Regions from separate parts of the Mus musculus genome. Here region 2 is linked to region 1. Evidence: chromatin loops called from intact Hi-C (ENCODE). Cell type or tissue: left cerebral cortex. All regions are shown on one strand. Links, peaks and the distances in the headings refer to the core of each region. The heading gives the core; the rest is flanking DNA.

The links. Hi-C counts contacts between places; a loop is a spot of excess contacts. Peaks named below come from ENCODE experiments on the same cell type or tissue, not always from the same donor. Only the 100,000 strongest peaks of a DNase experiment are listed, where the experiment ranks them.
Region 2: a loop joins it to region 1, with 3 times the contacts of the local background. A loop is called at or near these places in 19 of 42 quality-filtered maps.

Annotation. Positions count from the first base shown.
Region 1 is chr14:32,315,551-32,327,808 of GRCm38, forward strand. Ogdhl (oxoglutarate dehydrogenase-like) reads left to right here and starts at 6,469. Exons shown (of 24, transcript NM_001081130.2): 1 at 6,469-6,566; 2 at 8,329-8,397; 3 at 10,244-10,448; 4 at 11,429-11,599. The coding sequence starts at 10,245. In left cerebral cortex, for the core only: no CTCF peak of the experiment used is centred there; DNase peaks (open chromatin) are centred at 6,425, 7,049 and 7,827; H3K4me3 peaks cover 1,307 bases; H3K27ac peaks cover 1,849 bases.
Region 2 is chr14:32,468,872-32,481,129 of GRCm38, forward strand. No RefSeq gene overlaps it. Among named protein-coding and RNA genes, the nearest start is that of Chat, 9.1 kb to the left of the region's middle. In left cerebral cortex, for the core only: a CTCF peak has its summit at 4,336 (motif pointing left); a DNase peak (open chromatin) is centred at 4,325.

The DNA of each region.
Region 1 (12,258 bases), core at 3,704-8,703:
TCCAGATTCTGGGAAAGAAACTATTCTTTACTTCTTGTCAATACGTTGTCCCCGTTCCCAAGGCATCAGGCAGTGCTCACTTGGCTGTGACTGTAATTGTGGTTCAATGGGGCTTTCTGATTTCTGCTGACTGTTATGCACGTGGATTTAAAGATGTTTCCCTGGCTACCCGCCACTCGTTTCCCATGTACTTAATAAACTAACTCATTCAAAGCCAAAGGCATGTTTGTGGTAGATCATTTTCTAGATTGTACTGAACCTAAGGTGACTTTTGGCTATCTTTTTCTTGATGAGATTTGCTCTGGAACTTCTTAAGCTTCACAGTTTTACATATGTATACAGGTAATCTAATTTTATTACATTATGCTATCTGTGTGATTTTGATTTAACTTGTTTCCAGTAAAATGGCATGTCTGTTGGTTAGTATTGACCGTGCCTCGTGATGTTAGGAAAATAAAAAGGAACCAACAAATACAAGAAGTAAATGATGAAAGGATGTAGAAATAAAGATATCTTTGGCCTGAAATTAAGAGGGCTAGACTTTTCCAAAATTAAAAAGACATAGAAACTGTTAGAAACCAGAAACAAGGGACTGGAGAGGAGGCTCAGTGGTTAGGAACACGTCTTTCTCTTGCAGAGGACATAAGTTTGGTGTCCACTCCGGAGGATCTGATTCACTCTTCTGGCCTCCCTGGACACTTGCACACATGTGACATTCACATGTACATGCCCCTATGTGCACACACACACACACACACACACAGTAAATATCTTTTAAACTTTGAATAAAGCGCAAATAAGTCCCAGAAGGTCTAAGCTACATAAGGTATGTAAAAGATAAGACTTAGAGATGATACATGTATGATGATTAAAGGTTACTAAAATGTCTAAGGTCAAAGTTCAAGTGAAGTTCTATTTCAGTTAATGGTACTTTATTATTATTTATTCTGGTCATGGCAACATTTGTCACAACTATCTTTTTTTTTTATTAGATATTTTCTTCATTTACATTTCAAATGTTATCCCCAAAGCCCCCTATTACCCTTCCCCACCCTGCTCTCCAACCCACAACTATCTTAAAAGACAGGAGGTATAGGTCAATTTAACCAAAGTAAAACTACATAAAAAATGAATCTTAACAAAATTGAGATTTATTTAGAAGTATATGGTTTTTGTTCAACCTTTATCTAAATGTTATATAGTTCTAAAAGTGCCAGACAGGTATAACTATACATTTATATAAAGTATAACTATATAGGGTATAACTGACATGAATGTTCAATAACAACCCCCAGAAGCCTGTACTAATGTGGACAGAGGGACTAAAAGGGACATTATTTTGACCTTTGCCCTCCAAGGTCAGCTAGGTATCAGGGGACTATGGAATAACCCAAAGGGTCCATGAGTTCCATTTGAATGTATGAGGGAAGATCACAGAATCTACTAACTCAAGGGAAATCTTGTGAGTCCATGAGCATCTAGCACCGTAGCTCCCGAGTTAGAGCTCACCTGAGGTAGAAGAAAGGCCTCTGCAGGCCTCAAACACACTCAACATGTCCCATCTTATTCCAGGATTGTTTGTATAGGCTATTCTTGAACGGCAGCAGTTGGAGGTGACGTGGATCCAGTAACCCCAGTCCTGGGCCAGCTCAGTCCAGAGCTCAGCTCACTGTGTCAGTGTCCTGACTCTTAGATAGAGCAAAGATTTAAAATACTGAACCCTGCACAGTGTCCTGTAGGTGACCTGGCATCGGGTTGGGAATGGGAGTCAAGGAAGTGATAAAGCAAGCAAACTGACTTCTGATCACAGTGGGATGCACGGTAGCAATCTGCACTAAAGGAACGGTTTATACAATGATACATGCTCAATCATTAAAATCATGGCTACTGAATATTTAATAGTATCAGAAATTGCTTTATGTTATGAAAAGTATTTCTACTCTTTACATAAATGATACTTAAAAAAGAAAAGTGAGTCAGAGGCCAGCGATGGCCCAAGTGTTTGGGGCTCTGATTCCTGATCTGGATCCTGAATGATTTAAAGGTTACTCTCCCAATGAGGGAATGTTAGGGCACCAATAAATGCCCTTTAAGGAAAAACTCCATCAGGTCAATAGAATAGAATCGCTGGCCTGAGTGGACACCTAACATTCTCGTTAGGCCAAGTTAACCACCTGACAAGGGGACCACCCCTAGGAAAGTGAGCTCACATTAAGTCATGCTAAAGAAAGACGTGGGATATTTTTGTTTACTGAGTGTCATAGTTAGGGTTTCCATTGCTGTAAAGAGACACCACAATCAAGGCAAAGAGCAACATTTAATTGGGACTGGCTTACTGGTTCTGAGGTTCAGTCCATTATCATCATGATGGGAGGCATGGCGTTGGAGGAGCTGAGGGTTTTACATCTTGTTCGGAAAGCAAACAGGAGAAGACTGGCTCTCTCTTTTCCCACTGGGCAGAGCTTGAGTTCAGAAGCCCTCAAAGCCCGCCCCCACAGTGACACACTTCCTCTAACAAGGCCACACCTCCTCCAATAAGGCCACACCTCCTAATGGTGCCGCTTCCCCTGGGCCAATCATATTCAAGGCACCACACTGAGAAACTGTGCTTTTGCTTTCTAGAATACCCCCTCCAGCTTGTCCCCAGAGCACAGCCACTGTGAAATTCAGCTGGGTCTGTCACCTTCCCTGACTTAGGAGGGGTCAACTTTCCTTCCCTCTTTTTTTTTTTTTTCTGTCTCTTTCAGTTGCTGGCCACATCTTTAGGCAATAAAGACAGCACCACCACCACCACCACCTGTCTACTTGTGCACCTTGTGTCTGACCTCCACACCAGCTCACGTGGCATGGCTTTCCCCTTCCACTTCTCTCTCTCTCTCTCTCTCTCTCTCTCTCTCTCTCTCTCTCTCTCTCTCTCTCTCTCTCTCATTCTCCTCCTTGGCGTAGCTGCTGAGAGCTACTGCTCAGCGGCCTTGGGTGTTTTTCTTTTAAATTCAAATGAAATTGTCTTTGAACTTTCTAAAAAAATAAAGATGAAGACAAAAATTAGTCCAAAAAAAAAGAGCCCATAGCATTTGCTTCTGAGTGGTGACCTGTTCCTTCGCCACGCCTCTTCACAATGGTAAGCTAATGGGCTGGTGGAAGAGCGGGAGAGAGAATGCACAGAAACTGTCTGTGTGATGGGGGCTGCCCTATTCTTCTTGGGAGTGACCCTGCATGCAGACCCAGTAATCAGGAAGAAAGGGGAAGCAGGGACAGAGAGGAAATCACATCCTAAGTGGGGCTCAAGTCGGGCAGCAGAGGTTGCATACGACCTCACACTGGTGTGCTCCGCTGACAAATGTCCTAGGCAGGTTGTACCAGCAGGCCACACTCCTGTCTTCACCATCTTCAAGGCAATGCAAGGCTGTTCTCCCAAGGCCTTTCTTCTCCACTGGCAGATGTTATCTTTCTCTTCTGTCTCACATGCTTTACCCTCTCTGTGTCTGTAGGCTTCTATTTTTCAAAACCTACTTTAATACGTACACTTAAATGCTTTAACCTCCCTTCTAGCCCACCCACCCACCAGGGGAGTGGAAAGGAAAGGTTAACAGGGCAAAGGAGGATATGGACCCATTTTGAAATTGTTCTTTCGGGCGAATCCAATCTGTGTTGTCGGGATATCAGCAGTTCAATTCACATGAATCAGCAGTGGTAGTTCAAGCCACTCACAAACACTATTCATGAATCAGCAATGGCAATTCCATCTAGAAGAAATTGAGAGATTCTGCCAATCAGCCAGAGTCCAAGAAGCTGCAGCCTCAGGAACACCACTAGAACTTCTTTTGTGCATTTCTCTCTAAAAATCACAACAAACAAAACAATGATCAGCAAAGGGTGGCAAGGCAAACCAATACAGCTTCATTGTTATCGTTGTCATCGTTGTTGTTGTAGTCGTCATTGCCATTGTCCATTGTTTGTTGGGCTATATTTGTACCATTTCCAAACACCACTTATTCCCTCAAGTGTCCACTCTAGCAGAACATCACATGCCCTTTTCCCAGGCAGCTTCCAGGAAAGCACCATGTGTCTGTTCTCAGCAAAACATCCTCCCACATGTCTGCTTCAGCAAAAACATCCTATCATAAGACAGTTTCCAGGAAAACATCACATGATACAACTGAGTCTCCAAAGAAACCAGCAATTTCCACTTCAGTGTCTGTGCCTGAATTTCCTCTACTTATACGGATATATTTATACTAGTCCTACTTGATTAGAGCCATTGCAATGCCCACGCTTTAACACAATTTCCTCTTAAATACTGATCTCTAAAGGTAGTGACATTCTGAGGTACCTGGGGTTAGGACTTCATATTACAAATTTGGAAGCAGGGACACAGTGTAAACCTTAACACGTTGTGTTTGCCAACTTGGTACAAACTAGAGTCCTCTGGCAAGTGGAACCCTCAATCGAGAAATTGCCTTCATCAGATAAGGCTGTGGGCATGGCATGTCGGTGGGGCATTTTCTTGAGTCCTAATTGATGTGGGACTTTACCACTATATGCTTCATATTTCTCAATGAACTAGTCCATACTATCAGAATGAGTAAACATATGTGTCTGTATCCCACACCCGAGGAAGCAAAGACAGGTCTCTGCTGCCAAGATTTTTGCAGAGCTCCAGTCCCTGCCTTAAGTCCTCCCAGGCTCCTAAGAATGGCAGCCACCTTATGAGAGTCTTGATTGCACCCGAATAATTGCTTCAATTGCTGTAATTAGCAGAACAACAATCAGAAGAGAAGGCTGATCTACCAGCAGGCTTCCCAGGCAGAGGTTCCTGTCCTTGGCAGTCTCTTCCCCATCCCATTCTATGAGTGACTCACCTTCCCTCCAGGATGTGGATCCATCTCTTTGTCCCACTTAGAGCTTTGCAAAGGGCTATAAACAAACAGAAAGTTCTGAAGCCTTCTGATTGGCTAGGCCGTTGCCCTGCCTGTGGACACAGGTTAACTTACCTTCTTGGGTCATTCATTCATGATTGACTCTCAGTTGTAAACTTCTCTGATGTGCCTCTCAACACGGCTTACCTGCTTCCTACTCAATGAACTCCAGTCAAGAAAGCCAGAAATGCATGTTACTCACACCCTACCAAACACCCCGCAAGCCACTGATCTCCCAGACTGGCTTCCAACTCACTATCAGATCTGTCCCGGCTTCTTCTCTAGCAGTGCTTGATTGTCCCCCCACTCAAGACAACGCACACTTTCACATTTTACCCTCCATTTCCCCCACACTTGCCAGAAAAGGAGTTCAAAAATGCAACCTTGGACATTCATAGCTGCCTAGAGTCTCCTGGACAGAATCTGGGAGTTGTTTTGAGACAGGTTCTCAATATGTATTTCAGCCTGGCCTTGAACTCTTAACTATCCTGCCTTAGCCTTCATGGTACTGGAATTACAGGTATTTATTACCTTGAAGGGAAGGGAAAGGGGTGATTCCTTTCCTGCTTCTCACAAAGGATGCTGGCCCAGACTCCTGTAAATCAAGGACAGGTTGTCAAGAGACAAACATAAAACGTCATTTGATTATGGTTTTATGTGATATAGGAGCCTTCAGATGGAACACTCAAAAAACCACAAGGTCAATTATCCACAGTTTGCTTAGGATCAGTGGATCTTAAACAGCTACGTAGAAAGATGATTGTACAAACTGTGACATGAAGCTGTGCTCCACAGGAAGTCCCTAGCTGCTCTGCTGGGTCAGGATTAAGGGATGCAAACACAGAAGCCAGTTAGGGGCTGTTACAGTAATCCTGTGAAGGACTGCTGATAGCATTTCCAGCCACGGGTGTATCCTGCATTTGCTTAGAAATGAAACAGAGCCCAATACAGAAAAGAAAAAGGCAGGAACACATCAGAAAAACTCCAAACTGACCAATAACATAAGTTGGCAAATCACTAATAATAAAAGTGCAGATTAAATTTCCACAGGTTCTGTCAATGTATATTCTTTGTTAGATTGTCTGTGGCAATGATTCTCTGAGGAGAGGGAAACCAGGCCACAATCCCTTGGAAAGTGAATTGGTAGGGCACTAAGCATTTTTTCATAAACTGCTTCATCCTTTCTTCAAAACAGCTGGAAGACAGCAGAACTTTTAATAGCATTCCCATTTTATGGGTGATAGAGAGGAATCTATCTTTCCCCCATACACACATACAAGTCTGCTTTATTCTGGTACGTTCCTCTTAGTTTCAGGTCGAGGACTCTGGGGTTCATGGGTCCAGCACTGTCTCCAGTCACTCAGACAGGGCAGACCTGGGCTCCTGCTGGCCATCTGGAAGCACCTGGCTCTTTGGGGGCCACATGAGGTCTTGGATCTGGGAGGTCAGCACCTCGGACAGCGAGGGCCGCAGACAGGGCGGGGCGTCTACCGAGACGTCACGACGCGCGGAATCCCGAGGGTGCGCGCTCACGGCGGCCGTGTCACGTGACCTAGGTAATTGATACAGCGCGCTGCTCGTGACCCTCCGCTCAGTCCCCGGACCTTCAGCCCCCCGGACCGCGTGGCCCGGAACCTCGGCCAGCCGGTGAGAGCGGCGGCGCGACCCCCGTTCCTGCGAGCTGAACCCTCTGCAACTCGATCCTAGGTCCTGGGGCAGCGCTGCCCACTAACCTCAGCCAGGCCCTTGGGGAGGGGGTGGGGTGGGGTGTGGGGAACGGGAACTTGACCTTGGTCTCTCCCTAGACTAAGTGCAGCGTTCCTTAGGACCCCCGGTCCTTTGTGCTTGTCAGCAGGTGAATGCAGATTTCGTGGGAAGGAGTGACTTGCCAATAGTGGGGCTTCAGGCCGGAAGGCTGCAGCCCCCCCCCCCCCCCCACTGTTTGCCGTAGTGGCCTGGAGAGGAGCCTGCCTGGTACTCTTCCAAGGAGAGGGGGGCTGCCCAGAACAGCACTGAGATTGAAGAGGTTCCAGGGTTGCATCTGGCGGGACATGCAAGCAGCTTCGAAGTCCCAGGACAGGCCCTATACTTGTTTTTAACTGCGGTCTGTGCTCCCACTTGAGGAAATGGAGGCCGACCAGATATCTAGGTCAAGTAGTTTGAGGTCTCAGCCATCCTCCCGCACTCAGGATGAGCCCTAAGAGGACTTATCTGATTGACCCTAAGGACCATGCTCTGCAAAGACCCAGCGCTGAAACCCCCAGCCCTACGGGCTCCAATCCCAAGCCAATCTGTGTATTTCCTCTCCATCCACCAGTAACCTTCAACAGACCTTACCCATCTTTGTACACACCCCAGTTCTGGGCTTTAGTTTGGCCCTTCCTTCCTCCCTGTCAAGAAAGTAAGCTTGCACCCCGACCCCCATCACACCCTTCTGCCTAGCTCTTTGGAGTTCTACATTTTCCAGTCAGGCAGTGAGTTCAGTTTCTAGTACAAGACAGGTAGAAAGACTCTGCTACTGCGTGCTGCTTCAGGGTTTGGAGGGAAGGGGGCCTCCCTACTCTGACCTCTACTAACTGATTTTCCCAAGGGCAGTTTACAGAGCAGCCCTCCCCTGTGCACCACTGCAGGAGACTTAGTATTAAGTTGCCTGCCCTGGTTCTGACTGGATGACATTGTTCCAAAAAGGATGCCCCCAAGATCTTCCCACTAGAAACTTGCACAGGGCACGTTTTAGGGTGTGCTTGCCGCCATCCTGCCCTGTATGAGCAGGACCTAACAGGGTTAATTAGGGCCTTGGCTATAGATTTGGAGCTCAGCAAAGCTCTGGGGTCCTCAAGCCCAGCTGGCATGGGGGTAGGAATGGCTGGCATCTCCTGCCGGGTTGGGTGAAGGCCATAGCAGTATCTGGCTGCCCAGAGCGTTCTGTATTTGTAAAACACAGTGTTCCAACACTGGGCCAGGCTGGATATAGCCAGGCCTTGTCCCTATCTGGCCTGGATTGTCCTATCACCTTGTGGGGGTAAAGCTGGCAGAAGGAGCAGTTGGGGCATTGTCCCAAGGAGATATTAAGCGGCCATGAGGAAGACACAGGCCCTGGAACAGACAGCGGGTCACTCTCCAGTTCAGTGCTCGCCTCTGTGCTCCTGACTGTGTACCCTTACTGTGTGGAATGCGGATGCTGATCCCCCATGGTTGTTCCACATTTGACCCTAGGGCCCATGCTGAACCTTTGGAAACTTACTGCTGCTCCAGGAGACCCAGCCCCAAGTGGCTCACTAAGGGACCTGGCTACATTAGCTCAGGGGTTGGAATGTTAGAAGGGAATCCTGGGGCACCTGAGGTTCAGAGTTCTGCCACACCCCCCTCTAGAATGTCTTTTCTAGTTATTAATTTTCTTCTAATTCAGACTTGCCACAGGTCACCTCAGGAAATCACCATTCCTTGGCTGAGGAACTCACCTGCCCCTTCAGCTCAAGTGAGTTTGCAAGGGTGAGGGGAGGCAGCCTAGAAGAGCCATGCCTGCCCTTTGGTGGACTTGAACCTTTGCAAGAACTCCAGCCAGTGGCATCCTGACTTGGTTTAGCTGGTGGCAGGGGTAGGGTGGAGGGATGCAGCTGGTGGACAGTTGGCTGGACACACATTGACTCGGAACTAGTTCTAACCAAGACCACATACCCTAGACTGTAAGTGTCCTGGGTCAGGGAGTTGTATAAGGGCCATGGACTCTGATGGGTAGTTCTAGGGCTGCACTCTATACTGAAGCGTGGACTCCCCAGGCAGAAGAACACTACTCAGTCTTCAGTAGGAAGGATCTGCTTCCTGGAGGATCTACCCCGTGGAGGCTGGGGCTGGACTGGATGGGACAGGAGAGGACCGCCCACTCAAAGCCATGGGGAAAGGAAGGACAACAGAGGTCCCACTTTACTTGTGGTGGTAGGACCCTGGGACAGCAGGGGGCTCAGTAGGTCTGAGCAGGGAGCCTGGTAGTTCTCTACAAGTAGAGGAGACCTTTAAAACTCCTGGGGGGGTTTTGGGGAGAGGCCCATTGAAAGCCTGCCCACTATTTAGGTTTCTTCCTTGGGAAGGGGCAGGTAATTTAACAAGTGAAGAGAACCCAGTATTCTGTTTTCCTGACCTGGGTGGCCCCGACCTGTAAGTACCCTGGGATGACAGCGACCTTGGGTGGCGTTTGTCCAGAGTGTGAGTTCTAGGTCGCTTTTGGGAACCACAGAAGGCAGCTGTAGCAGGGATCTACCACTGGGCTGGCTTCAGTTCTCTTTCCACCACAGGGAGCCTCAGTCCTCACTTCTGTGAAGTGGGGCTAAGGTTGAGTCTGGGTTCCTGACCTCTGGCTTTGCCCAGGAGGAGGGATACCCTGACTTAGTATTGCACTCCTAATGAGTCACCAGTCACTTCTGGCCAGTGATCAGAGACTCCAGGGATAGTGGGTCTTGTCCTTTCTCATCTGTCTTAGTCAGGGTTTCTATTCCTGCACAAACATCATGACCAAGAAGCAGTTGGGGAGGAAAGGGTTTATTCAGCTTACACTTTCCACATTGCTATTGATCACCAAAGGATGTCAGGACTGGAACTCAAGCAGGGCAGGAAGCAGGAGCTGATGCAGAAGCCATGGAGGGATGTTCTTTACTGGCTTGCTTCCCCTGGCTTGCTCAGCCTGCTCTCTTATAGAACTCAAGACTACCAGCCCAGAGATGGCACCACCCACAAGGGGCCTTTCCCCCTTGATCACTAATTGAGAAAATGCCTTACAGTTGTATCTCATGGAGGCATTTCCTCAACTGAAGCTCCTTTCTCTGTGATAACTCCAGCTGTGTCAAGTTGACACAAAACTAGCCAGCACATCATCTTTCTGAGCCTTTGCTCCTCAACGCCCTTCCCTGCCTTTTCTGACCATGTACAGCCAACTCAGCGCCTGGAGGACCCCCGCCCCATTTCCAGGGTGATAGGCTATGTGCCCATCCTTTTTTTTTTTTGGTTACTGCCATGATCTTCTGAGTGGGCTCCAGGGCCTGAGCTAGGTTCCCCCTGAAGCAGGGTTGTGTATAGGGGAGCTGGACGGAAGGGTAGGGGCACTGGGTTTCGGAGTCCTTGGGAGAAGGTTACTGAGCTGAGACCTCTTGCTTGGAAATGAAGCTCAATGAGATAGGAGTGTGTCCCCTGTGTCTCACCTTGGCTTAGTCTGAGGCCACCTTTCCATGGGACCATAGGGGTTAGGAGTGAACTCGGACATATCCGAGCTTCCTCTTGACTGGGTTCTGTGATTTGTGTTTCTTTCTCTCTTTCTCTTTGTCCGTGTTCAGGATGAGCCAGCTGAGGCTGCTGCCATTCCGGCTGGGGCCACGGGCCACCAAGCTCCTGGCCACACGGGCTATCCCGGTGTTCAGTGGGTGCAGGAGGTCTTCTGGACCACCAACGACCATCCCGAGGAGCAGAAGCGGAGTCAGCTCCAGTTATGTGGAAGAGATGTACTTTGCCTGGTTGGAAAACCCACAGAGCGTTCACAAGGTTGGCACCTGCATTCTGCATTTTATGGGAAGGAAGCTGCAGGGGTGAATGGGAGGATGGGAGGATGGGAGGATGAGGGATTGTGAGAACCAGCCATGACCTCAGTCTCTGTGTATTGTGTGGGGGAGAAGGGAGAGGCTTCTTGCTTTCTTACTGATGATGAAAGTGTGTGAGTCCATCCCACTTGATGGACCATAGAGAGCTCCTGCTTGATATGCCAGAGACCTGCCCTGCCTGGTTATGCTAACTCTCTCCAGATAGCTCCTGGCATGAGATTAAGAAATAAATGCATATAGATGTGTCATCTGATAAGCTAATATGCCTTGATATCTAAGAAGTGAGATGGGAGAAAGAGCAAAAGTCATGTGATCCAGACGCAAGCAGCATGAAAAGTCAAGAGGTCCCTCTTAGCCCGCCACAGGGTTTGTCTGTTAGTTTCTTCTCTTTCTGAGATTTTTTCTCTGTAAATGTTTGCAAACACAACAGAATTTCCCCCCTTTTCCATCAGCGTGACAAGGAATGATCCTGGCTGGGTTGTTTTTTTTGGTTTTGTTTTTGGCTTTCATTTGATGATCTCAGCTCTTTCCATGTCAGTACAAGAAGAGCCCCATTGTTTGTTTGTTTGTTCCTGCCTACGAAGTATTCTATCACATGGATGTCACCTGTCCCCAGTAACAGACTTCTGGTTCACATCTTCTCTTGATTGCTGTGAAGAGTGCTGCAGAGTATACTTGTGTCTGTGCACACAGCTGGCTGTAGAAAGAATTTTCTAACATATGTGGGCAGATGTTCCTGGTATAACTGAACCCACATCCTGAGGAAAGCTGGGGTGTGTAAGGGACCTGGGCTAGTAGAGAGGTTCCCTGAATGGAGGCTCTGCAAAGTCCCTGAGCATTGTGGTGCCAAGAACACTGAATGCTTTAGGGATCCCAGCTCTTCACGACCTGACCCAGCTGGGTTCTTTCTCCTTCCCTACCTAGTCCTGGGACAGCTTTTTTCAGAGAGCAAGTAAGGAGGCCTCTGTGGGTCCTGCTCAGCCGCAGCTCCCAGCTGTTCTCCAAGAAAGCAGGACATCAGTGTCAAGCTGCACCAAGACCAGCAAGCTGGTGGAAGACCACTTGGCAGTCCAGTCCCTGATCCGGGCCTACCAGGTGAGAGAGATGGAGGATTGGGGGCGGGGCGGGGCGCAGGGTGTCTGAGCCATAATGACACCTCCACTGATAACCAGCCTTTGTCACGTGCCATTTAGAGCTTTTGAGTGTATTGTTTTGTTGGCTTGTCTGTTTCTCGGCACTGTTGTCATCTTGCACATGATGGCCTAAGTACCTAGAGGGGCACTTAGTAGGTTGCGTTTAGCCTTCAGTGACAGAGGAGCACTCCGACGCTTGATAACCGCTCTCTAGTCCGGGCATTCCAAGAAACGGGGACTGTTTGCAGCAGGAGCTTCATTAGTGAAGATGGAATGAATTAATAATTTACTAGACACAGCTCCCCCACCAGCTGCTCATTCTGGAGGCCTAGGCTCTCTCACACCGGGTTCCCTAGGCTGGGCCCGGTGGTTGGCAGTGTGTCTTGGTGATGGTCCATGTTCTCTCAGCTGAACAGGACTAATTGGAGGCCTGCACTGGTATTGATGCTGTAACAGGTGCAACTATTGAGGATCTCTGTGGGAACCAGTGGCAGAAGGCAGTTGACAAGGGAAACGTGGCATGCAGAGGATGATTCGAGGGGTTCTGGGCCCTTGAAGAGACCTAGTGGGAGGAGCAGCGAGCTACTACATGGACCTGGGAACATCAAGGCATTGGCAAAT
Region 2 (12,258 bases), core at 2,361-7,360, 150 kb after region 1:
GATTCAAAAGAACAGAGTGGCCCACGTCAGCCATTCCCGGAAAAGTCTGATGGCTGGAAGCCAGAGGACTATGTGTCTGCCTTGCTGCCCTTGGCCAGCCCATCCTGAATGCCCAGACTCGGACAATGGAGTAGGTACAGAAGGGTAAAGACAGTGTCTTCTGTACCAGTAAGTGGGCCCTGATCTGCTCTCTACAGCTTCCAGAGAAAGGGCCTGGCCAATGAGCGGCCTTTTGAGTAGCAGATACCTCACATGCATTCTGATAGAAAGCCTGGCCCCAGATCACTGTGACTTTAGCCCTCAGGTTTCTTTTGCACTTCAATTCAATGACTTCTTGAGGTTCATTTCCCTCTCCAAGATTTGCCACAGACCAGTGGTTCTCAACCTGTGGGTCACACCTCCTTTGGGGAAATTGAATGACTGTCAAAAACCGCAGATTCATAACAGTTGCAAAATTACAGCTATGGAGTAGCAACTAAGATAGTTTTATGGTTGGGGGTCACCACAATGAGAGGGACTGTGTTAAAGGACAAGCAATGTTAGGAAGGTTGCACACTGCACCAGACTCTCCACCTTCCCCAAGACTGGGGCGCTCAACAGTTCTCAACTGGGCCCCCTCCTCACTGGCCAATGCACACCCACACTGCACCAAATTGCACTGCACCAAACTATAGGCAAGTTCCCAGCTTGGTCACAGAGCCCCACACACCACTTGCTACCTGGGTCTTGCTTCTTCTCCTGGTACACGGCCTCCCAGTCTTCCTGTTTCCAGACCTTCTCTAACCAACCACAGCGGCTCACTCTGCCCACTGGAAAGCCAGCAAGTTTGTTGTTATTGTCTTCTTTTGTTGGCCTGGAACTCTCAAAATCCTCCTGCCTCAGCTTCCCAAGTGCCTGTATTTCAGGAGTATGCCACAACTCTGTTGGAGCCCTGCTCACGCCAGCCTGAGAGCGCCTCAGGCAGGCTCTGTCTGTTCATGAGGGATTGGCCACAGTGCTGCATGGGAGCTGGTGTGTGAGTGGGCTTCAAATTCAGCTCTACGTTTATTGAAATGAAAATACATTCTGCTAATGGAAATCATGGTGTTAGATAGATGTTTAGTCCCTGCCACCATTACCATTTTTATGTATATTTCCAAGCCCCTTCTAAAGCTTTCTATGCATAGCTATGAGCTCATATAAAATTTAACAAACAGCACTGTGTTTAGTTAAGTGTATTTTAATGTGTCTTGCTATATATGTGTCATTCTGGGGCTCTCTCATTTTCTACTTAACAATAAGTCCATGTTAGCTCATACAAAGAGAGTTATGGTTCTTCTTTTCTTTAAAGGTTTATTGATTTTTATGTATGTGGGTTTCTTGCTTGCATGCAAGTTTGTGTACCACATGCATGCCACGCACATGCACTCGTCAGCAGAGGGCACCAGACCCCCTGGAACTGGAGTTGCAGATGTTGTGAACTGTCATGTAGATGCTGGCACAGAACCTTGGTCCTCCACAGCAGCAGGAAGTGCTTGCAACTGTTCAGTTATCTCTATGGTACTAAGTTTTTTCTTAGCTGCTATTATACTATGGTGTTTTTTGTTTGTTTTAAGGAATTATTATATCATATATATACTCTATGTACTCTATCTGAATATACACCTGCATGCCAGAAGAGGGCATCAAATATCAGTATAAATGGTTGTGAGCCACTGTGTGGTTGCTGGGAATTGAACTCAAGACCTCTAGAAGAACAGGCAGTACTTTTAACTGATGATCCATCTCTCCCCAACAATACCATAGTGTTCTTTGTTCTTGATAAAATAAAAAGTATAGTATTAATTTCCCACTGACTTCTACTTGAAGATAGATCTGAGTTTTTCCTGATTCTTGATGTTACAGTGTTGCAATGAATGTCTTTCTTCTCTTGTGAAGATGTTTCTCCCAGTGATGTGAATATTTATTTTATTTAATTTTATTTGTTTGGTTGGGTATTTTTGTTGCTGTTCTTGGTTGTTGTTGTTTTAAGACATGATTCTTGTAGCCCTGTCCATCCTATAACTCACTCTGTAGACCAGGCTGGCCTCGAACTCACAGAGATCCACCTGCCTCTGCCTCTCAAGTGCTGGGAGCAAAGGAGTGTGCACCTGCTTTACCCAGAGTTTTAATTTCCTTTAAGACAGGTCTCTGACATAGGTTGGGCTGGCTTAGAACTCAAGTAATCCAAACTGGCCTTGAACTCAAGGCGAATATTCCTGCCGGGACCCCGAATGCTCCCTCACACCAGGCACATGTTAGACTTTAAAAGAAATTTCCAAATTGCCTTCCAGAATGGTTGCATAAACCTTCCTACCAAGTCCATGTCAGTGCTGGTCTTGCGTCTTTTCCTTTTGTCAGTCTGATGAGAGATAGTATCACTGTCATTTCAATCGTTAAATGCTTAATTGGCTGGGAAACTTTTCCTATGTTTGGAGGCCATTTGCATTCCATTAACATCAGTGTCTGTGTGTGTGTGGTGTGTGTGGTTTGTGTGTATGTGTGTGTGTGTGGCATGTGTGTGTGTAGTGTGTGTGGTTTGTGTGTGTGGCATGTGTGTGTGTAGTATGTGTGTGGTTTGTGTGTATGTGTGTGTGTGGTGTGTGTGTGTGTAGTATGTGTGGTTTGTGTGTGTGTAGTGTGTGTGGTTTGTGTGTATGTGTGTATGTGTGTTGTGTGTGTGTGGTGTCTGTTGCTTCACTTCCTTGTTTTTCTGTTAGGTTGTCTTTTTCTTCCTGAATCATACGCAGCTTTAAATGTGCTGTCTTTGCTTTGGACATGCCCACTGTGGATGACAATTATTGCTAAACCTTCACTCTAGCTTTGGCAGTTTATGGCTTTTGAACAGGGTAAGTTGTGTGGATGTGAGGCTGCTCCATCTGTTAAAGCCTTACGAGCCTCTTTGACAGGAGACAATTCAAGTTGCTTAGCTTGATGTAAAGGTCTTCTATCTGATCCACCCACGGCTGCCCTCTAATGCGATGCCCGGGTTCAATTACTGATCCTATCACCCTCTATCTCTCTGGAAAAACTTACTCAAATGCTCTGTGTTTAGAATCTGTCCTTTTAAAAACCTTACGGAATTGTTCCTTTCTTAACAAGTTGTTCCTTCTTTACACGTGTCTAAGTCTCTGACCTTATACTGTTTATGCCATGGGCGCATTGGTGGTACTCCTAGAGTTGGCTCCAGATGGACTGATCATGGATACTGTCTATCACTTCTGCCTTCCTAGATGGCTTATACTCATGTTGTGACCATGTTCCTATCACTGTGTGGATCACACTATGCCACATCATCCGTCCATGCTGTCTGCTCTAATGCAGTGTCACCCTCATAGGTGGGTCCTAGGGCAGCTAAACCTTGATCTCTGGCTGGTGCAGAGCATCCTGGACAGGCAACTGTGGGATAAAGGATTTGCCCATTTCAAAAAAATCATGGCTTTCTCATTTTGCCAAAGTGCTGTAGAGGGAGACTGGAATAAACTGGAGGGACACTTGTGAGACAATGACGCATCCCTGAAACAACAACAACAACCACCAGACCCATGCTGGGAAGAACCAGAAAGCATCTCCATTGATGGATAGGTTGGGGAAGCTAAGATATCAACAGGAAACTGCATTGCACCGTCTAGGGTTGTCTTTGTGGGAGAAACAGAAGATAAATTGAGGCTGCCAGCCATCTCTCCTAGATCCCAAGGCCTGCTATGGTTGGAAAAGAGGTCTGATTAGGCACTGTCGCTTTCATGTTTAATCTTGATAAGTGAGAATTTGGGGCAGGAACTCTTTGGAGAGCAGAACCACGGGATCCTCCATGTCCTAGACCAGTGGTTCTCAACCTTCCTAATGCTGCAACTCTTTAATACATATTGTTCCGCATATTGTGGTAGCTCTCAACCATATAAAACTATTTCTTGTTGCTACTTCAGAACTAGTTTTGCTACAGTTATGAATCATAACGTTAATACTGTATTTTCTGATAGTCTTTGGTGACTCCTGTGAAAAGGTCATTCAACCCTCCCCCCCCCCCTCGCGCCCCAGGGGTCATGACCCACAGGTTGAGAACCACTGTTCTAGAAGGAAGCATCAACAATATGTGAATGGTATCAAGTCCACGGTGGGGTGGAAGGCTCCTGGCTTATATAAAGAAAGGGTTGTTTGTGGAGCCAATCCCTCTAAACAGATCCGTATTGACCATCTACCACATATGTCCCATTATGTGGACACAGAGCAAGATTGTCTTGAAGCCTCTGAAATCGGGCTCTTCTGTGAGTGTTGTCAGTGGAGACATGAGGAGAAGGCCCCCTCTAGTGGCAAGGCGGTGCTTTGTAAAGCCTGCACCTCCTTCAGTATTGGAACTGGGACAGAGTCCAGAGCACAGACTTTTTCAATGAGTCTGTTTTTCTGAATGGCCTTCCAACACTCCTGGCTGGTACCTTGTCCAGACAAGTCTACTGAGAAAGAGACCAGTATCAGGACAAACACCAGCCATGTCCAGGGCCAGCCTAGTAGAAGACTTTTTCCTTACTGGCTTTTTGTCTCATCATCCTCTGGGAGGAAAGCCCACTTGGTCAAGTGCAGTTCAGCAGCCCAGGGGTGGAATGATGAGCCAAAGTCACAGGCCATCTGACCTGCCCTCTGTTGCTCATCTGCTTGCTCCTGTGTCTTCAGTCCTTTGGGATCCCATGGGATTCTTCTATGGGCTTCAAAGCCTTGGCATTCTCCTCGTCCCCCCAATAGGAGTTCCAGCCAGCAGAGAAACAACCATGCAACCAGAGGGGCAGAACTTTAATTTATACAAAGACTGGGTGGAGCCAATCGAGTGCTTTGGAAAAGTCCAGCAGCATCCCATAATTTTTCACACCTTTCAGAGGTCAGATGACAGGGTTGTCTCCGCGTCCCGTGTTTACCAAAAGAAATGTCTGTCATAGTTGGACACCTTTACACAGCAAGAGCAGAAGGAAATGTTTCAGGTAGATGTTTTCTCTGTAGCAATGAAAACCATACAATCATTTGTAGGTAGCAATTAAAATAATTGTTTTCTTAGCACACAGAATAGTTCCCTTCCTCTTGCTCTGCTTTTCTTCGGTTGTTTGACTACATTTCTTATTTTCCCAGACCCTTTTGCATGGTAACAATGTTCCTCATTTGTAAGTACTGAGTCTGCCCTTCTTGGTGGTCAGCAAATTTAAACCTCTTCTAGTCTGGAGGAGTATTTCTGCAAGAGAGACTACCTGGTCCCTTATTGTCTCTAGCGACTGGGCTACCTGCCCCATGTCTTACATCACTTTTGTGGCCACCTGTTTATCCTAGATCCCAGAGGATGCTGATCTTCCAATACCGGTCCCTGCTCCCAGTGCTATTCCCAAATCCAGCAGCCTAGGTACAACTTTGGACAGCTCTTCTAATGCTTTCATACACTCTCCTGGAATGGGAATCAGCCGGGCCTTCCCAAGAGGCAGGAAAAGTCAGCTGTACCCTGCTAGGCTAGGATTTGATAAGCCTAGGATCTGAAAGGGGCCATCCAGCCCTATATGGCTCTCTATTGTATTACTAGGCTTGGGAATACAAATGTCCTGTGTACGTACAAGCAACACTTGGATGTCAGGCAGTGAGGGCACCCCATGATAAGGCAACACATGTCTTCTGACTGTTAGCTAAGTATAACATTTCCCTCTGACAACATTACTCTCTATGAGAATAAAGTTTTTAATGTAGTGGGTCTTCTAGGTAACAAACATCAATGGGACTGTGACCATGTTTTATAAAACCTGAACAAGTTCTCTTCTACCCTAAGAGTGGGCCTGACCAGAACTCTGGGCTTCAGTGCCTTACCTTATCCTGCAAGTTTTTTTCTGTCAAATTTGTCCCCCTCTATCTAGTGAGTCTAGTCATGGGGGTCAGATGTCAGAAGAGTCAAGTACTGAGTCAGAGTCCTGCTCAGAGGAATGCCAGAACATGCTTAGCATCTTCACTTGGAAATCCTTCATTCTGGTGTGGCTGAGCTGCTGTTTCCTCAGTGCAGAGGGTTGGTGTGGCTGGAATCTTGCTGGGGCCTCCAAATTATGTCACGGGAATTCTCACCAGCAAAGAAAACTATTCAACCAGAGAAACAGAGCTCTGTTTTCACACAAGTTGGTACCCAAGCTAATGCTTTGGAAAGCATCAAGCCATAATTTCTTACAGCTTTTAGAGGTTAGATAACAGTGTGGCCACCTGAAGGTAATCTCTGAGTCCTGTATCCTCCAAAAGGAATTTCTGCCATAAACATGTTTGTAGGGTCAGCAAAAGCAGAATCAAGCATTTGACTCTGGTAGATGTTTTATAGGTAGCAAAACCAAACCAAACCAAACCAAACCAAACCAAACAAAAAACCCATACAAACATGTGGAGGTAGTAATAAAAACAAATTCTTCCTTAACAAATAAGATCTACAGTATGACCTTTGTCAGATGGCCATGGGAGTCATTCTTTAACAAAGCTTTTTGTGAGTATTTGCCTACCCAAGATAAGGGGTAGAGGCTTTACCAAATGGGCAGAAATCAGCACTTTAGAACAACTTTAATATGTTGTACTTCTACAAAATTCCTGCAGTTCCTAGGCAAAGGTTTTAATTAGGTTAACATAACACAGTGCAATAATTTGATTTCATTAGGTACATACATAGGAGTACAAAATAGATATTCATGTCTTCTTCATTAGTGTGGGGCAATATTGCCATCACCACTGATAGCTGGGGATTGTCTCACCCTAGACCCAAAAGGGCAGGCCAGCCTCAGCAGTGCATTGCTTGGGTCAATTTCATCAGCTCTGCATGGTTTTTAGGCGCTCTGTGTATGGTCTTCTCTTCCCTGTCACCTCTTCCTTGCACTTCTAGCTGTCACAGGCTTACCTGCCTGGAGTACCTGTGTGCTGATGTCCTGGCCTCAGAGCCCAATGTGCTCCCTTTATCCTTTTCCGGAATGAGAGGTGACTCCCAACAAGGGGCACACTAATCTAGCATCATTTGGAGGGATTCTTGGCCATGTTAAATCCACCTGGCATCTCTTAGGCCCACCATGGGACATAGACTAAAAGACATCTGGATGCTTTGAATGTATACATATTTGTGTCTATTAAAGAGAAATGCTCACTCACTAATTTGGTTTGGGCTTGTGTATGATGATGTAGGGGTGTGTGTGTGTGTGTGTGCGTGCACACTCACACACTCACACACACTCACACACACACACACACACACACACACACACACACACACACACACAGGCCAGAAGTCAACTTCAGGTGTCCTGTTCTATTGATTTCCACTTTATTTTTATTTATTTTTGAGGCAGAGTGTCATTATGTATCCCTGGCTGGTCTGAAACTCACTCACTCTGTAAACTAAACTGGCCCCAAACTCATAGAAATCTTGCTGCCTCTGCCTTCTAAGTGCTGAGACCAACAGCATGCAACCACTATGCCTGGTATTTACCTTATTATTTTGAGACAGAATCTTTCACTGATCCCAGAGCAGGTATCGGCTAATGTGGCTGACCAATGAGCCTCACGCATATACCCCTACACAAGCATCTTTGTATTCCAGAACTGGGTTTATAGACTCATACTACCAAACCTGGCTTCCTAATTTGGTTTTAAACCAGATAAATGGTTGTTTAGCAACCCCTCCTCAAAGCACCTCCATCAAGTTGAAACTGTTATTCTCTCCATCTTAGGTGAGATGCAAAGAGAGGAAGTAGCTCCCTCCGGATCACACCATCGGGGAGCCTTGTGGCAGGACTGGAACTCGAGCTGTGTTCTAGAGCCTGTGCTTCATCTCCAACATGTGGCAAAAATGACCAAAGGTGGCTCACGAGGTTGGGTGACTCATGGGTCAGGAGGTTACATCGAACCTGCCAAGTGCATGTGACACAGTGTCAATTGATCTGAGGAATCAATACCTGAAGCACTGACTATTGCTGGTGTGTAGTTTGAGGTAGCAATGTCAGTATCATGGTCCAGTCGAGTGCTACTCCAGCCAGCTATCTACCTGGTACTATTCCATTGTGTCTCTAGCATCTGGTATCCCTGCCTTTCACACGTAGAAGCTCTCATGGGGAGGAAAATGTCCAGCATTCTGATTTGCTCTTGTTGAGGGCCAAGGTCATTAAGTCCATCTGAAGAATCTTGCTGTCACCCTGTGCCCACGCGGCAAGAGGTCCCTGCAAGGGAAACATGGTCTGGACTGATGAATTGATAGTGTAAGGGGATCTATCTTCTAAACTCCGGCTAGAAAATTAGGCATGTGAGAATGCCTGTATCTAAGTGGAAGGAACGTGTGGTGCACAAGGATCCTGATAGAACTTGACTGTCCCAGTTGGTTATGAGTGTCATTCTACTGTTAGACTTGATCCATGGTGATGGACAGAGGAGAGGAATTATCTGGAAAGGCACTAGAGCTTGGGGTGGTGATGTGGACAAGAACTCCGAGTCTGTACTTGGAGACAGGAAGGTAGGCATAGCCTTTCTGGCACAGATATGTGTGGCCCAGGGAGTAGGGGTTGGGGATGGTGTCCCTTCAGGGCAGGCCACATAGACACTCTGATTTCTATGACAATCTCATCTTCTTGGAGTGTCAAGAAGAGTAACCAGAACAACGGCTTCCTGGGTAAATGTGATGCAATCAATTAAGCTTCATTTAAAGTTAGTGTTAAACTAACCATGACATTTATCCATCCATCACAATGAAGAGGGCCTGTCTCCCCAGCCCAGGGCATGCAGTCCAGTGAGATGGGTTTGAGCATTTAGTTGGTTCCATGCCCTGCCAAGCTGCCTCTCAGAGAGCACTGCCTGTGGATGTGTAGATGACAGGTGCCATCTCCTCATTTGAACTCCTCAGATGCCATCTGGTAGCAGACCTCATGACCTGGCACATTCTCACGGACCCCAGACATTGAGTCAGTTCCAGACTCCCTTGTGGAACATTCAGTCTGTGTAGTGAGTGGGTCAGCCAGCCTCTGAGTGACTGGACAGGATACAGAAGGGTCATGCCACCAGGGCCCTTTTAAGCCACCCTCAGAGAGGTGGCCAGATTACTGAGAGTGTCTATGGCTCAAGAGGGACCCAGGCTGTACCCTACATGGAAAATTCCTAAGACATGGCTCCTCCGGTCACAGCCCAGGCTGTCTTCCCTCCCTGTGAGAGCCCCTGTCAGAGAGACGCGGAGAACCTCCTGACCCTGAACTGAGAGCACTTATACAAATAGAGGGGAGGAAAAACTTTTTCCTAAGGGTCAGAGGTCTTCCAGTCCTCATTGTAGCTTGGTTATGGTCTCAAAAAGTGGCTCTTTGATATTGTGCCCCTGGCTCCCGTGCCCTGGTGGCCTACAGCCACCACCATCTTGGATAAGGCCTGGCCTCAGGGTATCTGAAAGCCACCAATGTGAATCTTTTGAACAAAATCAGGGGCTTATCTCATTGGTAGGGTGTTCTACTTAGGCCGCAGTGCTACCTTTCTGGATGGGAGCTCTTGCGCTTAGCTTCTCTCCTGACTTGTTCTCTACTCAACAGCCAAATGGGAAGGGATAGAGGCCTAGAGGGTCTTCATATGGTGCCTTCAGGAGGGCTGGAGACTCTACAAGTCAGGGGCTCCTGCGATGTCTCCAGACTTCTGCCCAGTAGCCAGGAGGGAAGGCTTCAATCAGGTCTACCCCTGAGGGTAAGGGACCAACAGGGTCCCTTCCTCCAGTGTCAAGAATGGTATGTGAAATGCAAGTGCCAAGAAAAGTAAGGCTGCCTTGCTCCTGAGTGTAGGAAAGAGGTACAAGGAGTGCAGGCAGGCTGGGCCGGCTGGCGACTGATGTAAAATGAAGGGTACCATCTGAGGGTGTGCTAGAGCAAGAGAGCACTAGACCAGCTAACAAGACTGTTTTAGGAACTGGTCATCCCATGGGGACTGTGCGTAACTAGTGACACCTAGAAGATGCTTTGAAAAACATGGAGGAAAAAGTGCTTTGGAGCCCTGGGAAGACAGTGTGTTACATACCACGTACAGCTAAGGCAGGCTCATGACAGCAGCACCAGCATCGCTGTGCTTCACGCCTCTCCTGGAAGGAGTAGTCTCATATGTGATCTGAGTACATATGTGATCTAGGCACATACGTGATCTGATCACCCCATTGGGGAGCAACAAAGATCCACAAATCTATCTCTGAGACTCTGGGCCTTCATTGTTGTTGGAATGGAGCACCTTAAATATTTTAGGGAAATAAGGCGATGTATATACAGGATATTCTATGCCTTTGAAAAATTCCTCCACAAGATTTGGGGTAATTTACCTAAAATCAAATCATTGATGTTTGTAAAACAAAACAAAACAAAACAAAAACAAAACAAAACAAAACAAAACAACTGGGTAAATATTCCTATTTTGAAAGATTGACAGCATAAATAGACTGGTGTCATTTCGGGTCAGGTTTTTGTCACCAAATGACATAAGTCCAGACAGTGTTGGGAGCCACATGAGTCACAAGAAATCTTTTGGCTTTTTGGTGTCTTTTAGCATTGACACTGCAGATAAAGGATTGTTGGTTTGTACTGTCCCCACTGAGGATCTGAGAATGGACTGGAATGAAGAATGGCTGAGCTAAGGAGACAGAGCTGGGATACCTCAGAGACCTTTCCCTCTGTGTCACAGAGATGGTCCTCAAATCTACTTCCCCCATCTACCAAGAGGGCTGTAAGGCTCCAACGTGAAGTTGAGTTGCTGACCAACAGTGATCATATTATCTGACAAAGACAAGTGTCCTTAGATCCCAGCGAAGCTGTCTTCCCTTACTGAAGCCGAAAGATGGGCTGCACACCAGGAGCCTGTGGCTTCCTACAAGAGGAGCTGCAGAGCTGGGTGGTGAGCAGGGCTTAAAGCAAAGAGTTGTGCCAGAAAGCAAGTTGGGTTCTGGTCCTCAGAAACTGCAGTTATGACCCATATGGAATGCTGGGTCTGAGTTGCTTCGTGACTCCTGGGGACTCAAGTCCCTAAAATGCATCTGGGCGAACCAAACAGCCCTCTCTGGCCATTCATGGCTTTAGAGAGCAGGATTTATCAGCACGGCATCCTCACAGTTTTTACAGATAGACATCAATCACTGGAAGTGCTCCCAGCACTGCACAGATTAAGGGCTCTTTGCTAGAACTACAGAGCTGGCCTCTTCTGACTTGGAGACAGTCTGGGAAGCTGGGGAGGAGACTAGACTCTGGCTTTGTGTCTGGGTTCCAACATTCAGTAGTTAGAGGCTTCCAGGCAGTCCCTCAAATATGATGGTGTCAGGAAGTTCCAGCTATGCATGACCCTTCCCTAAGCATAGGTCCCTTCTGCCAGACTCCTTGAGAAGCAGGCTACAGCCTGAGCTTCATACCAACACCTATGTCTTATTGTTCATCCTAATTTCTACTCACTCAGTGAAACCATTAGTGACTTCCCTTAAAACAGATGCTTATAAGCTGGTTTGCGCTAAAACAAACAAACAAACAAACGAATGAATGAATAAACACCAAAGGGGTTTGTGAGGTAACTAAGAGCAGAACGAAGTCTGGCATCTCTGCCTCTGTTTTGCGTCTGTCTCTTTAGAGTCAGACTCTAGCTTAGCTGGCTGGGCCTGTAGGCATGTTGATTCCTCAAGGAGAGTCTGTGTAAAAACTGGTACCACCTCTGGACTTTCAGCATCCTTCAAGGATGGACGCACAAAGACATGAGTAATGGAAGCATCTTATAATCTTTTACTGTGTCCTGTTCCAGAAGCCCCAAAGCCACTGGAAGGTTTTCAGTAATTGTTCTAGACCTTGAATATCAGGAACAGCAGAGCCCCAGAAGAGTCACTTTTTTTTTTTAAAAATTTACTTTTTGCATATGAGTACACTATAGCTGTCTTCAGACACACCAGAAGAGGGCAATGGATCTCATTACAGATGGTTGTGAACCACCACGTGGTTGCTGGGAATTGAACTCAAGACCTCTGGAAGAGTAGTCAGTGTTCTTAACTGCTGAGCCATCTCTCCAGCCCCTGAAGTTACTTCTTAAGCAGAAGGAACAGGCATACCTTCTCAAGCAATGAGGAAGACTTGGAGCCACTTGCCTCAAGCGATGCTTAATGTTCAAAATTATTCTTCTGCAGAAGCCAAAGCTCATGTCAGTACCCCAAAGACAGACTTGGAACACCTGCACTTTTCCCCATTGTGACCACATTGACTGAGTCTCCATTTTCTATGC